Regions from separate parts of the Homo sapiens genome. Here all the other regions are linked to region 1. A link is a loop called in an ENCODE intact Hi-C map of the cell type or tissue named here. Cell type or tissue: heart left ventricle. All regions are shown on one strand. Region 1 has its middle 2.1 kb from the start of SLFN12L. Region 2 has its middle 37 kb from the start of TMEM132E-DT. Region 3 overlaps UNC45B (unc-45 myosin chaperone B). Region 4 holds the start of NLE1 (notchless homolog 1). Region 5 has its middle 57 kb from the start of CCL1.

Region 1 (4,000 bases):
ATACCACTACACTCCAGCCTGGATAACACCACAAGACTCTATCTCTAAAAATAAATAAATAAGTAAATAAATAAGCAAATGAATAATAATACCTTACCCAAGATCACAGAACTAGTAAGTTCTGAATCTGAGATCTGAACTCATGTCTGTCTGACTCCAAAGTCCATGTTAGCTTCTATGTTCTTCTGTTTGTACATCAAAGTTAAAGACGTAAGTCTCCTTCTGTGTTGACAGTAATTCATTTGATTTTATGCTGAGGCTTGGATCAAATACACTTAGAATACTGATGGTATTTTTAGCCTCTAAAATTTTTCTACAAAATCAATATGATTACTTAAATGACTTACATAATAAGAAACGTTCAGAGGAGAGCATTTTGTATACCAAGAAACATAAAAGATATACCTGTCATTACAAGTTCTATATAATTACATTATAGAAAGATTAGAAAATAGAGAACCACAAAAGAAAATTCAATCCCTATTATTACCGCTGAATCATGCAGTTGCTTTCACTTTTGCTTGTTCGTTTCCTGGGCTAGTCCACTGGCAGATATATTTTAGCAGAGTTGTAATCATAGCGTACATTCCATTGTATATCCTGTTTGGGTTTATTGTTCTGGTGACCCCTTTCTTCTCTGCAGTCTCCCATATAGTATGTGAGACATTTCCCACATTGCAGGTTAGGGAGAGGTGGTTCTCCGTGCCTTTGAGCAAGGAGCCAAGATTATCAGTGCAGTAGTGCCCCTTACTTTCCAATTGGTTTCATGAACAGCAGGAACTCATGCCTACAGGGAAGAAGAGGATGATGGGCAAGTAAAGGAGGAAAAAGCTCTTCACCTAATTCCATAAAATATGGGGTAGGGTGGGGTGGGGTGGGGGCAGACATTTTAGGGAACTGTACAACAGAGCAACACAATTAGGACAGAAGCAGCCTTCTTTCGTCACTTCCCCACGGGTCACTGTGGGAAGATGGCATGTGAGCGTGCCCTGCTTGTGCAGTTGCCAGTCACAGAACCCAGGAGGTCTGGAAAGCAAACCTCTGTTTGGCCAAAGGTACTGAAGGGTGGCAGAATGTGTTGCCCCCAAATATGCCATTTTGGCATAAGGATTATTTGGAGCTAAAGGCACTTGAAAATAGCAGATGCATATGAGGACCCAAAGGCATAAAAATAATAGACTCTGAGGACTTGGGGGAAGGGTGGGAGGAGGATGAGGGATAAAAGGCTACACGCTGGGTGCAGTGTACACTGCTCGGGTGATGGGTGCACCAAAATCTCAGAAATTACTGCTGAAGAATTTATCCATGTAACCAAACACCACCTGTTCCCCCCAAAACTGTTGAAATAATAATAAAAAGAAAAAGAAAATAGCAGATGCAAAAAGTGAATCTTAATCTTTTTTTCTTCCTTAAAACAGGAGATAAAAGTCCCACGTGAAAGATGCCCTCCCTGTACCAGGAGAATAAAAAACATTCTTTGACGGGGGTCATACCCAGGATAATTCTGTACAAACAGACCTTGCTAAAATAACCCTTATCTTACTTTGCCTTCACACATACTTTAATGTAATTACTTTTCTGCAGTTGTACTCTTTGCTCACCCTACTATACAAGCATTTAGGTTTCGGCACTTCTTTAGGTCTTGAATTTTCTATAGGGGCTCCTATATGTAAAAATCTGTATGTTTTTCTCTTGTTAATCTGTCATAGGTCAAGTTAATTCTCAGGCCTAGCCAAAATCCCTAAGAGAACAGAGGTAAAATTTTGCCTCCCTTGTGGTTTCTGGCAATGAAAATGGGACCCTAGAAGGTTGGGATGCGCCACTCACTTCAGAGCCTGTGGGTAGGATCCCGGAAGAGCTGACAGAACCTGCAGAAGGTAAGAATTCTTACCAAAGTCAGTCCCCCGACATATCTATCTGCAGTGCCCTGTAGAGAGGAGAACGTAAATTTTCCTTGTCTCTTCCTTTCCAAATTCAGATTGGCAGGAGAAAAACATTTGTAAGAATGAGTTCTTTGAATTGTAACTTTTATAAATTTGGTCTGGGTATGATCCACAGCCTCCAAGGAATAATAAAAAGTCCTTGTCTCTGTCGTTTGTGTTGTTTGTCATAAGGAAGAAAATCATGAGATTCGATTCTTCCTTCGTTTTATGTCCCGAGAGCTTGGCTTTAAAATAGTCTCTCTGGTCCTCGCCGCCAGAGGGCGCAAGTGTTGCTGGTTTGCATCAGGCCACCAGCCTGGAACCCAAAATCTAAGATAAGCAGCATTTTCGTCCGCCTGTGCCAGCTCTCAGAGAAGTTTGTCTTAATAAAAGGTCCCAGTCCATAAGAGGCGTTTGTCACCTGAACCTTCATTTTTCTTTTCTTTCTTTCTTTCTTTCTTTCTTTCTTTCTTTCTTTCTTTCTTTCTTTCTTTCTTTCTTTCTTTTTTTTTGAGTACAGGGTTTCATTCTGTCGCCCACGTTGGAGTGCAGTGGCGTGATCTTGGTCACTGTAACCTCCGCCTCCCGGGCTCAAGTGATTCTCCCGCCTCAGTCTCGCGAGTACCTGAAATTTCTGACATGCACCACCAGGCCTGGCTAATTTTTGTATTTTTTGTAGAGACAGGGTTTCACCATATTAGCCAGGCTGGTCTTGAACTCCTAACCTCAAGTAATCTGCCCGCCGCAGCCTCCCAAAATACTGAGATTATAGGTGTGAGCCACCGCGCCCGGCAAAAGGGCTGCATGGTTTGCATCCTCCTTGGGGATGTCTCTTACATCCATGGTTAAGTGATAAAAGGCTTATAGGTTTTAAGCCATAAAAACTTACTGGTTTTGAGTCACAATTAAGACAGGTATACCTTTGAAGATTTGAACTTTTATATCTAAAAGGATTTTTTTTTAAAAGAAAGCTGTCATCCTAAACAAATGTCTATGGAAAGATGAGATCGAAAGAAAATATTAATAGGCAAAGATGAGAATCAATTTTTATCAAAATTATTAAATTTTGTGTTTATGTATACCTAATCATGGCTAAGATTTTAAATGAAAATTATAAGATCTATTTGTGTCTGTCTTTATGTTTATGCCTATATGTGTGTGTTGTGTATATGTGATATGTCTCTACCTCCTGATATTGCACCACTACTTGACAGTATAATTCAGAATGTCTGGGGAAGGACCTTAGCATCTGAATTTTTAAAAAGCATGCCAAAAGATTTGAACAAGCAGCCAAGATTGGGAACTAATTATCTGATTAACGAATGACATCTCTAATTCAATTCCCTCTAGTGCACAGCACCTTTTCTTATAGCTAAAAATGATTGCTAAATCCACACTGTAATAATTTTTTCAATGTATAAGGATAGAAACCCAAAAAAAATGGAACAAGAAACCAACAAGAGCTCAAGGGAATTGTGACTCCTACAGCTGTTGAGGGAGACAGCAGGTCAAAAAGTAGCAGAAACTTGATCAGAACAATAGCAACAGTATTAGCAGCTAAATTAATAGCAGTGAATCCATCTCGGCTCTAATTACAACAACTATTAGGATTATGGAGGCTACTATAAAAATTGAATGAGAAAGTCAGTGAGATGCACTGTTTAATTTCCTTTCTGGCTCTTTCACTGTTTCTTTTTGTTTTGTTTTTTCCCTTTTCCTTGCCAATAAAAAATATTTGTTGAGTAACTCAGGCCTACTGTACAAAGTAACAATTCTCTCCTCCCTTTCCATCTTCTTCCTCTCCAGTTCTACTTCTGAGAAAGTAATCCTTAATAACAGTTTGGTGTGTATCCAAAAAAGCTTTTTTGTAGCATTATTCTCCAAAGTGTTTGAAGCATTTCTTCTGATAAAGTTTCTTTAGTCTTTAGCCAGAACTAGTCTTTGGCCCACTTAGTCTATTGATAAACAGGAAATAGCACATATTCCCCCCTTGAGGCTAGAATGGCAGGCCTAAAATGAGTAGGAGAATTCTGAGAAATGGAAACTTTAAAAAGGCGGCAACCTTCTAGTTTCATTCT
Region 2 (4,000 bases), 1.0 Mb after region 1:
TTCTAACAATATTAATAGTAGTAGTGACAATAATAAATGCTTACCAAATAGAGACATCCATCCTTTTTCCATCTGAGGATTTCCTTTGTCCAGTAGGCTCAAACTCTGGCATGCCTCAGAGACACACAGGGAGTTTGCTAACCACACAGATGCCCTAAACCATCCTGATGTTTTTATTGTCAACATTCTCCCTGAAGTCTGTTGTGCACCAAAGTTCTGAGCACCACTGTCCTGGTCTTTGAATCTTTCCATGGCCTACCATCCCTGACAGTGTCTGGAAAGATGCCACAAGACCAAGGTTGGGAGGATGTGTGGGCAGAGGAGTGGAAGCCCGGAGGCTCCTGGGCAGCTTCTCTGAGACCACAAGCTCTGGCTTTGTGACTGGTCCTATTCTGACCTCTCCTGTGTTGGAAAAGCATTTCAGCCCTTTCTGGGGGAAATGCGTGATACAAGAAATGACCTATTCAGACCTGTGATTGGAACTCAGGCAGACAGCTGTATCCCTCTGACCTCCACCCTCCCATTGGGTTAGGATAGAATTTTTGGCTCAAGGCTGGCATAATTAGGAGGTTTGGTGAGCAGGCTGGTTGGGGCACTTTGTTTGTAACTCACCTTGGAAAGGCTTCTGGCATCATCTTCCACACAGAGAGCAGGGAGTGTGTATGCCCTGGAACCCACATGTTCATCTTTCCCAATTAAAGTGCACCATTAGCTCCATCTTTAGACGCCCTCCTCTAATTCCTCCACTCAAAGTTCAGGCAGGAAGTCGATGCTGGCTGCAGCAGGGGAAGCACCAACATCTTCAGCATCCCCTTGGCCAAACTCTGTGGGAAGCTATGGGTCCCAGAGGAGGGTGGAGAGAGTGATTCCAAAGGGGCAAATGGAAGGTATCACTGCTTTCCCATCTGCCTAAAAGTCCTTGCCTTCCCCTGTTTCTCCCTTGTCGAACTGGCAACCTCCTACTTATCCTTGAGGACTTAGCCCAAAGTCACCTCTTCTGGGAAAGCTTCCCTGACGTTCCTGCCCTAGGAAGCTTACTGTTGTATCAACTGCATGATTAGAGACCATTGCTTATTTATCCCATTACCCTGGGTCTTTTGTTTTGTTTTGTTTTGGTTTTGCTGAGGGAGTGGCGGCTGGAAATGGGAATCTCAGGTAGATGTATCCATATTACAAAGGTATAGCTAAAAAGTACACCACAGCATTTTTACTAAAGGATTATATATTCGCACTAAGAATCATGTTCTGGTTAAGAATTCCATCATTTTGTGTGAGGCCCAGTCACAGATTTAGGCTGTGGTTTGTTGTATTGGTCTAGAGATCAACTAGGGATTTTAATGTGACTAAAATAAGGCAGGCCATATGTGACAACATTCAGAATTCAGCATAGCATCTTTCTCATGCCTTCCATTTCCTTCCCGTCATCTTGTTTTCCTTGTAGCCTTAAGGACAGATATCCCGGATAATGTTCTGGTGATGAACAACTATAGTTTTACTGAAAGAAAATTATTGTGTCACTTTAAAGTTAATAGTTTTGAAAAAGGGAAAAAAAGAGAGCCAGTTAAAGTCCAATTGCTTATTCAAAATGGTTCTCCCAAATCTTGTCATGGTTCTGCAAATCCTACTCTAAATTCTATCCTGTGACTTTGTTACTGCCCAAGGACATGACATTTACAGAAACCAATAGGCATAGACGAAAATGTCAAATTATTGATGCCTATCAAGGTAGTTTAAAATGCCCCTAAACACCTGGGATTATCTAGTAAGTACTCCCTCAGTTCAGGGTCCATATCCTTCATGTATAATAGACAGTCCTTTCTCGAGGCCCCCAAAATGTCCATTTTGACCACTCAAGGGTTTATCAGTTGATATTTACAATATAGAGAACCTACTATGTGTCAGACCTTGTGCCTGTGTGCATGGCGCCCCCTGGAGTTACAAATCGGAATAGCACCAATTTATGTCAGGTCCGTGCAGTGCGGAGGGGCACTTGGAGCTACAATTGGGCTCTACCTGTGGATTTTCTATTTTAAATCTAATTTTGGAACATTTTGAGATTTACAGGAAAGTTGCAAATATGGTGCAGAGAGTTTCCGCATACTGCTCCCGTGGCTTTAGGGGCTCTTCCTTAGAACAGCCTAGAGAGGAAATTATCTCTCTGGTCTCAGCCTCAGGATTGCTTGAGCATCTCCAGAGCTATTTTCAGACTGTATTTTTAGGAACACTGTATATTTGACAACTCCCGGGCTTTCTCCTTTTGCATCAACTGCTAGGAAGCTCAGCGCCAAGTCTGTGGCTTAATTCTAGCAAAAGTGTAGAAACTCTCGGCAGATATTTTGGGTATTAACTTTACCCTTGATTTCATCTTGTTCTTCCTGCATCATTTCCCTTTCCTCATTTACTTAATTTTCACTTTGTTATCTGTATTGAGCTTTGCTGGCCTCTTGAAATCGTTTTTGGGACACGGTTGGGGTACATATCATTTTTGGAACACGGTTGGGGTACATATAACTGGATGAACAAATAGATCGTTTCCTCTATGTTTCCAAGGTGTCTGATGCATGTTTTTACTCTGGTATTTACCGCATTTTGTTGTAATTGCTTGTTTATGTGTTTGACTGCCCCACCGGGCTGGGACTGCCACCTGGTTTTCCTGAAGCTGGACTCCTTGGCATGACTGAACACCCAGGATGGGCCACTGTCTGAATCATATTTTTCAGACCCTGAACCTATCACCACCATCCCATTTCTTCCCTATGTGGACACACCCCCACAGAGGCTCACAGCCAGCCTTAGCATCTTTCCTACCTTGGTGGATATCCTATATGTGCCATTCTTGAGGCATGGCCAGACAGGACCAGTCAATACCCAAAGGGAAAGAGAATCATGAACCAATGTGCACCCACAGTCAGAAGATGATGGCCTGAGAAGGTGGAAGGGAAAGTAGGGGTGTGTGTTATTTCCCCCTCCTGCTCAGACCTGAAGGTGGCACCTCTCCTGGCCTTGCTCTTGATCCATTTCATGTCCCCTCCCCTCTCCCTCCTCCCTTGGCCATCCTAGTGATGAGGTGAAGAGGCCGTGTACGGCCAACAGAATCCCAGGATCACAAGGTTGTCCGCTCCAGAATGTTCATGTCTCACCTGGCAATTCAATTTGGACCATCCTCTTCCCCGACCTTCCCCCTCATGAACTCCTTCATTGTATAAAAGGGGCAATTGAGGCCCAGAAAGGGAGAGTGATTTCTTCAAGGTCACACAGCAAATTTGAGGCAGGCTTGTTCTCTTTCCACCTGAAAGCAAGGTTTCTGTGCTCTGTGAGCAACAGGCACAAACTGAGCCAGCGTGGGAGGGTGTGTGTGTAGGGGGTCTGGGGAGCTTTCCTGAATTCCCTGTAAGCAGCCACCCCAAGGGGCTAGAGGGGTGGCTGATCATGCTGGGCAAATCCCTCTTCTCTGCTCACCCTTCTGGAATCAGATACACTCTGAAAATTTGCTTTGAAGGAGGAAAAATAATGATAAAGGGGCAGCTTTGGCATAGGTGGAGGGCAAAGTAGGCCAGGGAATGGCTCGAGTGACTTTGTATAGGAGGGGAGAGGGAGCGAGTGGATCGGCAAAAGTAGAAATGGCAAACTCTAATGCCCTCAGGGATTCTGTTGAAGGGGTGACAATGTGGGGGCCATAGTGGGGGCAGGAGAAGGCAGGTCATTGTCTAAATTGTGTGCCGACTGATCTCCTGCTGCTGGGGAAGGAGGCGGCAAAGTTGCAAGATCTTCCAGGTTTTTTTCAAGACAAGCTGAAAACCTGATGTTTATGTGAAATCCAGATTTTCACATGTTGACAACTAATTCAAAAATTTAAAAGCTCTGTATGAATACAATGCATAGACCTTATTTGGATTCAAACAAACCACCTGTAAAAAGACATTTTTGAGACAATTAGGAAAATTTAAATAGACACTAATAAGGAATTATTCTTCATTTTGTTAGGGTGATAATGGTTTTG
Region 3 (4,000 bases), 370 kb after region 1:
AGAGGGAGACTCTGTCTGAAAAAATAATAATAATAATAATTTCAGGCCAGGCACAGTGGCTCACGCCTGTAATCCCAGCACTTTGGGAGGCCCAGGGGGGTGGATCACCTGAGGTCAGGAGTTCAGGACCAGCCTGGCCAACATGGCGAAACCCCGTCTCTATTAAAAATACAAAAATTAGCTGAGTGTGGTGGCACACGTCTGTAATTCCAGCTACTCTGGGGGCTGAGGCACAAGAGTCACCTGAACCTGGGAGGCGGAGGTTGCAGTGAGCTGAGATTTCGCTGCTACACTCCAGCCTAGGTGACAGAGTGAGACTCCATCTCAAAAAAACAAAAAGTAAAATGAAAGTGGAAAAAAAATACCTTATAGAAACTGATTAAGGAAAGTGACTCTTCAGAATTTGCTCTGAAAATGCATTCTGGACACAAGCTCCTCAGTGTTCATGTTGTTCATAAGCAGGGAGACGAACGTCCTCAGGGTTAAGCAGCAGAGTTCACGGTTCTGAATCTACATCCTCACAAGCCCCCTGGATATTGCCCTGTTCTGCAGGGGTCTGTGGCTGGGTCTGGTGCCCCCTTGAACCTGGTCTCCTCAAGGACAGCAGCCTCAACTCATTCATTTTGGTGTCCCTGGTGCCTGGCATGGCACCTTGTACTGAGTAGGAGGGTGGTACCGAGCCCACTCACCACCAGTGTGCGGATCTTGATCTTCTCATTTTTGGTGGTCTTGTAGATCTGTTTGAGCAGTGACACTCCATTGGTGATGATGAAGGTGGCGCGGCTGAGCTTCGTGGAGGCATGGATGAGGGCCTCCACGGCCACCAGCTGGTCCGTCTCGCGCTCTGAGCCACATAGTGCCACCATCATCTCCATCACACCTTTCAGTCCCAGCAGCTGGTTGCCCAGGTCAAAGGGGCCCTGCAGGATCCCTGACACTGTCTGGATGGCATTCAAGTTCTTGTCCATGTCCTGGGGGTCAAACTTGCCCCTAAAACAAAGGACAAGGGTGGTCAAGAGAACTGGTCCAAGAGAGTGGAAAGAGTGTGAGATTTGGAGGCAGTAGGATTTGGATTTGCATCCTGGCTCCACCACTCATGTGCTGTGTGATATTGGGCAATTCAGCGAACCTCTCTGAGCCTCAGCTCCTGTAAACTGAGGATAGTACTACTAGTTCTCAGAGTTGTGGTGAGGATAAATGACATAACAGCTGTGTCACAGAGTGTGCCTCTGGGAAATACACTCTGACTCAGGGATTGACATGCAGGAAGTTTATTAGAGAGAGCTCTTGGGAAGAGAAGGAAGCAGGACTGGGGCAGAGGGAGGCATTTTGCAGCTATCACAAAGCCTCAGCCTCCAAGAAGTTCTGGAGCTGGAAGACCCTTCACAGTTGTTCCAAGTTAGAGTGAGTCTTTTTCTTTCTTTTTTTTTTTTTTGAGACTGAGTCTTGCTCTGTTGCTGGAGTGCACTGGTGCCATCATAGCTCACTGTGACCTCAAACCCCTAAGCTCAAGCAATCCTCCCACCTCAGCCTCCTGAGCAGTTGAGACTACAGGTGCACACAATCATGCTCAGACAATTGTTTAAATTTTTTTGTAGAGATGGGATCTTGCTATGTTGCCCAAGCTGATCTCAAACTCCTGGCCTCAGATGATCTTTCCACCTGGCCTCCCAAAGCACTGGTATTATAGGTCTGAGTCACCTCAACTAGCCTGGTGTGAGTGTTTGCATACTGGCTTCCCTGGGAAGGGTGAAACAGCTCTCCCCAGGTGAGACAAGTCCCAAAGAGAGATAACAGCTGAGAGCTGTCAGCTGACAGCCTTTCCAGCAGCTGCTGTGTCTGGGAGGACAGTACAGCATTGACAACAACACAAAAAGGCCTAGCGTGATGCCCGGCACACTGTGTCTCTCTGTGACATGGCCTGGGCCAGTCACTCCCCTCTGGTGATCTGGTCTTAGTCCCTTCCCCTGTTGGTGAGCATGTGGGCTAGATATCCAGGAACGTTCTGCCTTGCTTTCAGAATCTATTATCATCTACTCTAGGGGAGAATCTCTGCGTGGGAATGTCAGAGGTGACATGCCTTCTGATGCTTCTCATCTGCCCAGGTTGGTGCATTGTGGGAAACAGGGCAGATGTGCACAGTGGAAATGCAGCTGTGTATAAATGCAAGAAGGCAGCGTGGACTGGTCAGGAGAACTCCACACCAAGAGTCCAAGACCTGGGCTCTGGTCCCATGTCTGCCTCTGATTGCTGGAGGATCTCAGGCAAGTTCCCCTGGGGAAGAGGACTCAGCTTTGGAAGCTCTGACAGCCCCTCCAGCTTGAGCATCCCATGTCCTGTGCCTCATCTCTCCACTCAGTGCCCAGGGAACCAGCATCCTTCGTAATTAGTTGCGGTCTGACCTTTGAGCTGGCACTGGGTCCCCACACAGCCCCCGCCCCTGATGAAGCGGGATGTATTCCACTCTTGCTAGGGGCAGGCTGGGGCACCATTTGATGAAGGCAGTGACCCCTCCTCTCAGCATTCCACAGGCTGACAGGAGGGAGCCTCAATCAACAAGCCCAAACAAGAACTAGCTGGATGACAGGTAATGGGAGTCAGTTGGGGACCTCATGAGGGACTCAAGAAGTCAGCAGGAAAAGTTGAAACTGAGGTAGAGAAAGACAGAAGCCTTGAAAAGACCTAAGTGAACCAAAGTCAGGGTGAGCAGAAGCCGTGGGGTAGAGAAGGAGTTGGCAAATCCAGGGAGTTGAGAATAGCTTTCACATTATTTTATTTTATTTGAGACGGGGTCTCACGCTCTTGCCCAGGCTGGAGTGCAGTAGTGCATTCAAGGCTCATTGCAGCCTTGACCTCCTGGGCTCAAGTGATCCTCCTACCTCAGCTTCCCAAGTAGCTGAGACTACAGGGGTGTGCCACCACACTTGACTCATTTTTAATTTTTTTTTTTTTTTTTTTTTTTTTAGAGATGAGGGTCTCTCTACATTGCCTGGGTTGGTCTCAAACTCCTGGTCTCAGGCAATTCTCCCACATCGGCCTCCCAAAATGCTAGGATTACAGGCATGAGCCACCACACCTGGCCAGCAGCTTTTTGCCTTTCTTTTTTCTTTTTGAGATGGAGACTTGCTCTGTCACCCAGGCTGGAGTGCAGTGGTGCGATCTTGGCTCACTACAACCTCTACCTCCTGGGTTCAAGCGATTCTTCTGCCTCAGCCTCCCTAGTAGCTGAGATTACAGGCATGTGCCACCATACTCGGCTAATTTTTGGTATTTTTAGTAGAGATGGGGTTTCACCATGTTGGTCAGGCTGGTCTTGAACTCCTGACCTCAGGTGATCCGCGCTCCTCGGCATCCCAAAGTGCTGGGATTACAGGCGTGAGCCACTGTGCCCAGCCAGCTTTTTGCATTTTAAAGGATTTTTAAAAATATGTTGACAGAGACTTATCTGTCCCACAAATACTAAAATATTTACTCTCTGGCCCTTCATAGAAAAAGTTTGTTGACCCCTGGAATATAGAAAGGAAAAGCAGAGTAAAGGCAACGTCTTCACCCACCTAAGACTCACCTGGAGTGCTTTTAAGCATGCAGCTTCCTGAGCCACACCCCAAACTACCGAGTCAAGAGGGGATGTCTCAGAAATCTGAATAATTTACAAGTCTGGGAATCACTGCAATAAAGAATTAAAAGGTCATGCACTGGAGTCACACTGATGCTGGAGCACCAGTGAGGAGACTCAGGAACTGCAGCTGCTGAGGGTCCTAACCCCTGTCTAGCTCTGCAAAGCCACATGAGTCTTAGTCTTGAAAGAACCGGGCCTCCCTCCTTGACAAGCTGACATGTGTTCCTTTCAACCACAGAAGCCAGTGGTAGGTATAAAATATGTCCATGGCTGGGCAAGGTAGTTGATGCCTGTAATCCCGGCACTTTGGGAGGCAGAGGCAGGAAGATTGCTTGAGCTTGGGAGTTCAATACCAGCCTGGGAAACATAGCAAAACAAAAA
Region 4 (4,000 bases), 400 kb after region 1:
TGGGAGTTTGAAGCTGTGTGAGCTATGATCACACTACTACACTCTAGTCTGGGCAACAGAGTGAGACCCTGTCTCTAAAAAAAAAAAAAAAAAACAATAATAATAATATATGCTATCTCCAAATACAGCCACATTCAGAGCTAGGGCTTCAATATATAAATTAGGGCAGAGGCGTCCAATCTTTTGGCTTCTCTGGGCCACAGTGGAAAAAGAATTGCCTTGGGCTACACATAAAATACACTAATGATAGCTGATGAGCTGAAAAAAAAAATCGAAAGAAAATCTCATAATGTTTTAAGAAAGCTTACGAATTTGTGTTGGGCTGCATTCAAAGCCATCCTGGGCTGCATGCAGCCTGTGGCCCAGGGGTTGGACAAGCTTGAATTAGGGGAAGGGCACAATTCACTCCATAACAGTTCCAGACAGAAAAAACTGCATGGGCAAAATCACTGATGCAGGAAGAGCCATGCCTTGTAAGAACTCAGAAAAAGCCAGCAAGATTTAACCTAAAGAGAGGGGTGGCTGGACATAGCAAGGCTGAATTGACCATTATAAGGAGTGTTCTTTTTTTCCTGCATGTAAGGGAGCCGTCGCAGGGTTTGAGGGTGAAGAGCAGCAGGCCAGATTTTTGGTCTGAAAAGATAACCCTGGCTGCATCGTGGAGAATGGGTAGAAAGAGGCAGGAATGGAAATGGGGGGGCTCATCGGGAGGCTGTTGTAGCGGTCCAGGCAGGTGATGATGGTGACTCTGACCAGAGTGAGGCAGTGGAGATGGGGAGAGCAGATTCAAGCTGTGTTCATGAGGATGACTTGGCAGAGCTTGAGACTGCCTGAGCAGTGGAGGGAGAGAGAGGAGAGTTGGCAAGGGAGATCCTTCGTTTCAGGCAAAAGAGCTCAAGTTCATTGCTGTCTGCTTCAGTTCCTCAGTAATATGGGGAGAAAAGGGTTGTAAGAATTAAATGAGTTATGTGGGAAAGCACTTAGAACAATTCCTGACTTGTTGATGTCATTATCACTATTATTGCTTTACAGCATTGATGATTGTAGAAATGATTTGCTTTTGTACTCGAGTATTATTGAGTTGATCCATTTTATTTATTTATTTATTTATTTATTTATTTATTTATTTATTTATTTATTGAGACAGAGTCTTGCTCTGTCATCCAGGCTGGAGTGCAGTGGTGAGAGCTCGGCTCACTGCAACCTCTGCCTCCCAGGTTCAAGAGAATCTACCACCTCAGCCTCTCCAGTAGCTATGACCACAGGCGCATGCCACCACGGCTGGTTAATTTTTTTGTATTTTTAGTAGAGACCTGGTTTCACCATGTTGGCCAGGCTGGTCTCGAACTCCTGGACTCAAGTGATCTGCTCGCCTGGGCCTTCCAAAGCGCTGGGATTACAGGTGTCAGCCACCACGCCCAGCCTTGACTTGATCCATTTTTAAAAGGATACTAATTTCTAGGCTAGGCGTGGTGGCTCACACCTGTAATCCCAGCACTTTGGGACACTGAGGCTGGGGAGTGGGGGACTTGCTGCTTGAGTTCAGGAGTTTGAGACCAGCCTGGGCAACATAGTGAGACCTCGTCTCTACAAAAAATGAGAAAAAAATAACCGGGCAGGGTGTCATGTGCCTGTAGTCCAGGCTACTCTGAGGCTGAGGTGGGAGGATCGCTGTGCCAGAAAGTTCGAGACTGCAGTGAGCCGTGGTGGCACCACTGCCCTCCAGTCTGGGCGACGGAGTGAAACTCTGTCTCAAAATGAAATTAAATTAAAATGGGGCAAGAATCCCTGTTGTGAAGAGTCAAAAGTTTACTGTGTCCTCTAAGACCCTGGCGAAAAATAAATGTGAAGGCTGTTGAGGGGCGGGAGGAGCACCAGGTAAGCCCATTTCTAATCCCTGAGGCCGTGCGCAGCGGGACGCTTCTCCTCCCCAACAGCAGAGGGCGATGTGGCCGGCGGCGACCCCGCCCGACCACGGAGACGGCGCTCTGTCTGCCGGGCTCTTTCTCCTCCACGTGGGGACGCAGGATGGCGGCAGCAGTGCCGGTGGGTGTGCGTGGATGGGGGCGGGGGGCGTCGCCGCGGGGCGCTAGGGCCCGGGTCCCTGAGGCCTGAGAGAGGCGAAGTGGGGCCCTTCTGGGCGGGCGACCAGACTGACTCCCGCCCCACTTGCTCGCGCAGGACGAGGCGGTGGCGCGCGATGTGCAGCGGTTGCTAGTGCAGTTCCAGGATGAGGGCGGGCAGCTGCTGGGTTCCCCGTTCGACGTGCCCGTGGACATCACCCCGGACAGGCTGCAGCTCGTGTGCAACGCGCTACTGGCCCAGGTAAGTGGCTGGCCAGGGCGGCCTCGCATCTCCACCCCCGGGCGGATGCGGTGGGGGAATCATATTACCGAGGGTCTGCGGTTCATGGTCCCCCGCTAACGGACTGTGGTGACCCACCTGGCGTGAGCTCCCACCTATGTCAGAGATGGAATCAGTGGCATAGCGCTTTACACGCCAACCAAAGGGGTCCACCTGCGGAGAGGGGCCTAGCTTTGAACGCACCGGATGCTGTATTTCATTGATTCTTTGTCACAGTCCCCCAGTCTGGGACACGTTAATATCCCCATTTTACAGCGTGGCCCGGAGGGACTCAGTATTTTGCACGATGCTATGTAGTAGGTAGCAGATTTGGAATTGGAACCCAAAACTATCCGAATACCCATGCTTTTATTTATTTATTTATTTACCTTTTTTTTTTTTTTTTTTGAGACGGAGTCTCACTTTGTCGCCAGGCTGGCAAGCTGGAGTGTAGTGGCGTGATCTCTGCTCACTGCAATCTCTGCCTCCCAGGTTCAAGCGATTCTCCTGCCTCAGCCTCCCGAGTAGCTGGGACTACAGGCGCGCGCCACCACACCCAGCTAATTTTTGTATTTTTAGTGGGGACTGGGTTTCACCACGTTGGCCAGGATGGTCTCGATCTCTTGACCTCGTGATCCTCCCGCCTTGGCCTCCAAAGTGCTGGGGATTACTGGCGTGAGCCACCGCACCCGGCCTTTGCTTTTAACCTTTAAGCCAGTGTGTTTACTGAAGAGCTGCCCTGGGGACAGGGGAGGTCCTTAAAATTGCAGTTCCTGGACCCCATCCCAGCCTTACTAAACCAAACTCTGGGATGAAGCAGAAAGTCTACATTTTTTAACAGGCGTTTTGGGAGCTTTTTACACAAATATAGTGTAGTGTGGTAGTTTGGGAAACACTGCATAATGCTATATGCTAATCCTATCTTGGACGTAAAGAACCTGAATTAATCATTGGCAATAGGACATTGAACTAATTACTTAGTTGTTCTGAGCCTCTGCTTTTGAAAACTGTCAGTGGGAATATTAGTATCTACTTCCCACGGTTGTTATGAGATGCAGATAAAGAATTTCAGGCCGGGTGCAGTGGCTTATGCCTGTAATCCCAGTACTTTGGGAGGCTGAGGTGGGCAGATCACTAGAGGTCAGGAGTTCGAGACCAGCTTAGCCAATATGGCGAAAACAGTCTCTACTGAAAATACAAAAATTAGCCAGGCGTGGTGGCAGGCGCCTGTAGTCCCAGCTCCTCGGGAGGCTGAAGCAGGAGAATTGCTTGAACCCAGGAGGCAGAGGTTGCAGTGAGCTGAGATCTCACCACTGCACTCCAGCCTGAGTAACAGAACGAGACTCCATCTCAAAAAAAAAAGAAAAAAGAATTTCCAAGTGCTGTGTAAGTGTCCTGCAACTGCTGTTCAGTGACTTAAAAGGTCTTGCTAGGCTGGGCACAGTGGCTCACGCCTGTAATCCCAGCACTTTGGGAGGCCGAGGCAGGTGGATCACCTGAGGTCAGGAGCTTGAGACCAGCCTGGCCAATGTGGCGAAACCCCGTATCTACTAAAAATATAAAACTTAGCCAGGCGTGGTGATGGGTGCCTGTAATCCCAGCTACTCGGGAGGCTGAGGCAGGAGAATCTCTTGAACCCAGGACGCGGAGGTTGCAG
Region 5 (4,000 bases), 1.1 Mb after region 1:
TGCACTGCGGTCACCTCTCACTAGCTGTGAGGTCTCGGATAAGCAACTGTTTGCCTTTGAGTGTCAACATTCTCACCTGCAAAATGGGCTAGTAACATTATTTACCCAACAGCATTATTATAAGCATCAAATGGGATATGTAAAGCACACAACAGTGGTAACTGATCCTTAGAGAGCTCTTACTAAGTGTCAATCATTATTCTGGGTGCTTTGCATATATCAACTCACTTAATCCTCATAACAGCCCTACCAGGCTAGTATTGTTACTATCCTCAATTTCCAGTTGTGAAACTGAGGCATGAAGATATTAACGGACTTAACTGCAGTCCCACAGGAAGTAAGCGGTGAAACTGGGATTTAAGCCCAATGTGTTGGGCTCCAGAGTCCATCCTCTTAACCCTAATAGGTGTCCAATAACTGTCAGTCTCCCTCCCTCCACTTTTCTCAAACTCCAGGGAAATTCTCTGTTCTGTTTTGGACAAAGTCAACTCTTTCTTGGAAGATCTTCTTAGGAAAGCCAACTGGGCTGAGACTGGATTTCTCCCTAGTAAACTCAGGATTTGTCGGAACTCACTCTCTTCATTCACTCATTCATCACTCCATAACTACTTATTGATCACTTACTGTGTGCCGTGCCCTGGAGAGACAGCAGTGGACAAATTAGACTAAAAAAAAAAATCCCTTTCCCTAGTGAGACCACAATTGGACATAGAAAGGCAACAGATAAGAAACTACAACATCTAGTAGATCAGTTTGCCATAACTGCTATGGAAGAAAATAAGCCAAGAAACAGGGCTGGGAGGGGAAGCTGGGGAAGGTCCATGGAACATCAGGAATAAACATGAAGCGGGCTTGTGCCTGGCGTGTCTGGAGGAAGAGGGAACCAGCATGCTGGGGTGTGGGCTGGGGGTTGTTGGAGATGTCAGAGAGGCGATGATGGAGGGAGTGGAGCATGGTGGGCCCTGTTGGCCTTGTAAGATTTTTGGTCATTGTCTGAGAGAGATGGAAGCCATTAGCAGACTCTTCACTAGAGAAGTGGTAGGACCAGAGTCCTCATGGCTTAGGATTCCTTCAGCTGCCGTGAGAATAGACAAAGGGCAAGAGGTGAAATCAGGGGATCAGTTTGGAGGCTGCTGCCATAGATAGCCCAGGTGACAGATGATGGTGGCCTGCACCAAGGTGTTAGCGCAGATAAGATGCTCATGCGGGTTAGAGGTAGAGCCTGGAGTATCTGCTGACAGACTGAATATAGGTTAGTGAGAGGAAAAGTGAGGCCAAGGTTTTAGGCCTGGACCATTGGAAGGATGGAGTCACCATTTGCTGAGATGGTAAGGACTGGGATAGAGTGAGTTTGGGGAGGAGGGAAGGGAAGGATCCCAGGAGTTCAAGTTTGGCTGTGTTAAGCTTCAGAGGCCTATTAATTAGATCTTCACATGGAGATTCAGGTAGGTGATTGAAATACATGTATGGCATTTAAGAGATGTGTGGGCTAGATATATAAATTTGGGAGTTATCAGCATGTAGATGATTTTTAAAATCATGATCCTAGATGAGAACACACAAGGAGAATAGATAGGAAATAGAGAATAGGTCTGAGCACTGAGCCCTGGGAACAGCAATATTTATAGATCGGGGAGATGACAAGGAACTAGCAGGAGAGACTGTGGCCCTGTCACCGCAGCCCCAAGAGCCAGGCAAGGACCCCTGGCTCTGGCATTGGGATCTCCTCTTTCCTGGACTCCGTTGTGTGCTTTTGGCAGGCCTTTTCTGCCCTCTAGTGGTCATGACTGAGAATGCATCCAACCGAGCTGGCACCCTAGCCACCTTTCTGCGTTTCTTCTTGTTCAAGTCACTCATTCATTCAGCAGACAGTTTCTACTAAGCACCTACTATGTGCTGGGAACTGACAAGCACAGAAGATGATAAAATACTCTCTCAGAAATCACCACATAGTGTAAAAAAAGACGCACAAACACAACATTTAGACAGTGGCTCTCAGCTGGGGATGATTTGGTTAGTATCTGGAGACATTTTTTCAGTTGTTACAATCAGATGGGGGTAGGGTGGGTTGCTACTGGCATCTGGTGGGTAGAGGCCAGGAATGTTACAAAAGATTCTGTGATGCGCAGGACATCTTCCTGCAACAAGGAATTATCTGGCCCAAAATGTCAATAAGTGCCAGGGTTGAGAAGCTGTGATCCAAGAAAAGGTGTCAGGTGCTATAATAAAGGTATTAGCCAAGCCGTTTGGATGCAGAGGCAAAAGGAATTAAACTTGTTTTTGGGCCGTAAGGAAGGCTATAATTCTTAGAAACTGTGAGGTTTCAACTTGTCTTGAAGGACGAGTAGAGATTAGCCAGGTAGAAAGAAGAGGGATGAAAAAATAGATGATGGAAACATTACTCAAATCATGTCACAAAAGAACCTGGCTTGGCCAGGAAAAGCACAGGTCCAGGTGTATCTGGGGCAGCCTCAGTTTACACAAGGTGTTCCCGCATAACTATTCATTGAGTCCCCTCTGGGCTTCAATGTGTCCCAGTTTGGAAGATAGAATCTATGGCCACCTTGTGCCCGGCAGGCTCCGGGCAAACAGGATGAGGAAGAATAGTCTTGCCTCAGAGAGGCCAGAGGAGAGGCTGCCATAAAGACCCAGGGGCAGATGTCTAGAGCAACCCGCCCAGTGCTTTGCCTCCCATAATCCCAGTCTTCAGGAAGCACTGGAGACAATAGGGCCAAGGGCTATGGGTAGGGATAAGGAGACACGAGAACTCTCCCTTCCAAGGCACGGAGGCCTGGAGAGATGATCTGGCCTCTCTGGGCCTCTGCTGGGCCTTCCTCCTCCTACCCTCTCAGACAGAGGTAATGATTGGGTTGTGTGCACAAGCCAGGGGTAGGGGTCAGGCAGGAGGATGGGCTTCTGTCTGAACTCTGCTGCTGACAGCTATGTGACCTAGGGCACATCACAGCTCTTTCTGGCTTTGGTTTCTCCATCTGTCCCAGGAGCAGGTGGACCAGATTGTCTCCAAAGGCCTCTCAGGCTCTCACCTCCTATGTTCTTGCACATTCTAATCCTGAACCCCCTTGAGGAGTGGATTCTGCAGCCAGATTGTCATGACTCAGTGCCTCAGTGATCAGCTAGTAGGGGCCACTTTCTCTTCCCAGGACCTGGGTCTTTAATGAAATGAGAACAAGTCTATCCACTTAGAGAAGGCAGTGCTTCGGGGCATGGGTCATCAAGACCACTGCTGAAATCTATGGACTGTATTGGACCATACAGCTGTGGACTCCCAAGGAGCTGTTAGCCCTCTGCCTGGGACCCCCCACAAGGCTGGGTCAACCATGGCAGAGCCAAGCATGAGAGAGCCTGGTACATGTCTGAGGGAGCTGTTCAGGGCTCCTGTCTGCCCAGCCGTGTTTCTGGAGAGAGGGCAAACAGGCTTTGCCACAGAAAAAGCAGAAAGGGCGCAGCCCCAAGAGCCATCAGAGAGAACACTCTCTTGCTATTTGCAGATGGCTTAACTCGAGTGGGCAGAAATGACAGCAGATGGGCTGAGGCAGGCCTGAGCGGGAGCAGCATGGCTAACAAGACAAACTCCCAGCTATGTATAGTGATTTACAGCTTAAAGAGTGTGTACCCACAGGCAGGGCAAAGTGGGGAGATGGTCCCCATGAATGGGACTGAAGTTCAGAGAGGTGAATTCCTTGGGCAAGTACAAGGCTGAGTATGCGGGGGCAGAACCTGGACATTATGATATTATTTGGGTCTGTTTCTGGGACATCTATTCTGAAGCCTTTTCATTGACAGAGGAGAGTGCTGAGGTCTGGAGAGACAAATGGATTTGCCACAGGTCATCCAGCTACAGTGAAACACCTGGAACCCGATTGGATGCCTGGCAGAGGAGCAGTCATACACCCTCATTCCTCCTTTACTTCAAAAACTATCCATCCACGTACATTACACTGTCTGTGTACAACATCGCCAACAGCTAACATTACGCAGA

What was found. A loop is a pair of places that touch in the nucleus more often than their neighbours do. Peaks named below come from ENCODE experiments on the same cell type or tissue, not always from the same donor. Only the 100,000 strongest peaks of a DNase experiment are listed, where the experiment ranks them.
Region 2: it touches region 1 in a loop (9-fold over the local background); 2 of 110 quality-filtered maps call a loop at or near these places.
Region 3: it touches region 1 in a loop (6-fold over the local background); 86 of 110 quality-filtered maps call a loop at or near these places.
Region 4: a loop joins it to region 1, with 3 times the contacts of the local background. A loop is called at or near these places in 13 of 110 quality-filtered maps.
Region 5: it touches region 1 in a loop (8-fold over the local background); 16 of 110 quality-filtered maps call a loop at or near these places.

The regions. Positions count from the first base shown.
Region 1 is chr17:35,537,761-35,541,760 of GRCh38, reverse strand. No RefSeq gene overlaps it. Among named protein-coding and RNA genes, the nearest start is that of SLFN12L, 2.1 kb to the right of the region's middle. RefSeq lists enhancers at 434-623, 664-743. In heart left ventricle, a CTCF peak has its summit at 2,193 (motif pointing right); DNase peaks (open chromatin) are centred at 990 and 2,220; H3K4me3 peaks cover 1,689 bases; H3K27ac peaks cover 2,588 bases.
Region 2 is chr17:34,540,846-34,544,845 of GRCh38, reverse strand. No RefSeq gene overlaps it. Among named protein-coding and RNA genes, the nearest start is that of TMEM132E-DT, 37 kb to the left of the region's middle. In heart left ventricle, a CTCF peak has its summit at 1,927 (motif pointing left); no DNase peak of the experiment used is centred here; H3K27me3 peaks cover 3,473 bases.
Region 3 is chr17:35,165,051-35,169,050 of GRCh38, reverse strand. It overlaps UNC45B (unc-45 myosin chaperone B), which reads right to left. Exons shown (of 20, transcript NM_001267052.2): 10 at 690-990. Among named protein-coding and RNA genes, the nearest start is that of UNC45B, 19 kb to the right of the region's middle. In heart left ventricle, no CTCF peak of the experiment used is centred here; no DNase peak of the experiment used is centred here.
Region 4 is chr17:35,140,304-35,144,303 of GRCh38, reverse strand. It overlaps NLE1 (notchless homolog 1), which reads left to right and starts at 2,001. Exons shown (of 13, transcript NM_018096.5): 1 at 2,001-2,046; 2 at 2,182-2,325. The coding sequence starts at 2,029. RefSeq lists an enhancer at 1,693-2,570. In heart left ventricle, a CTCF peak has its summit at 1,926 (motif pointing right); a DNase peak (open chromatin) is centred at 1,983; H3K4me3 peaks cover 1,461 bases.
Region 5 is chr17:34,418,247-34,422,246 of GRCh38, reverse strand. No RefSeq gene overlaps it. Among named protein-coding and RNA genes, the nearest start is that of CCL1, 57 kb to the right of the region's middle. In heart left ventricle, CTCF peaks have their summits at 1,569 and 1,780 (motif pointing left); a DNase peak (open chromatin) is centred at 1,752; H3K27me3 peaks cover 1,316 bases.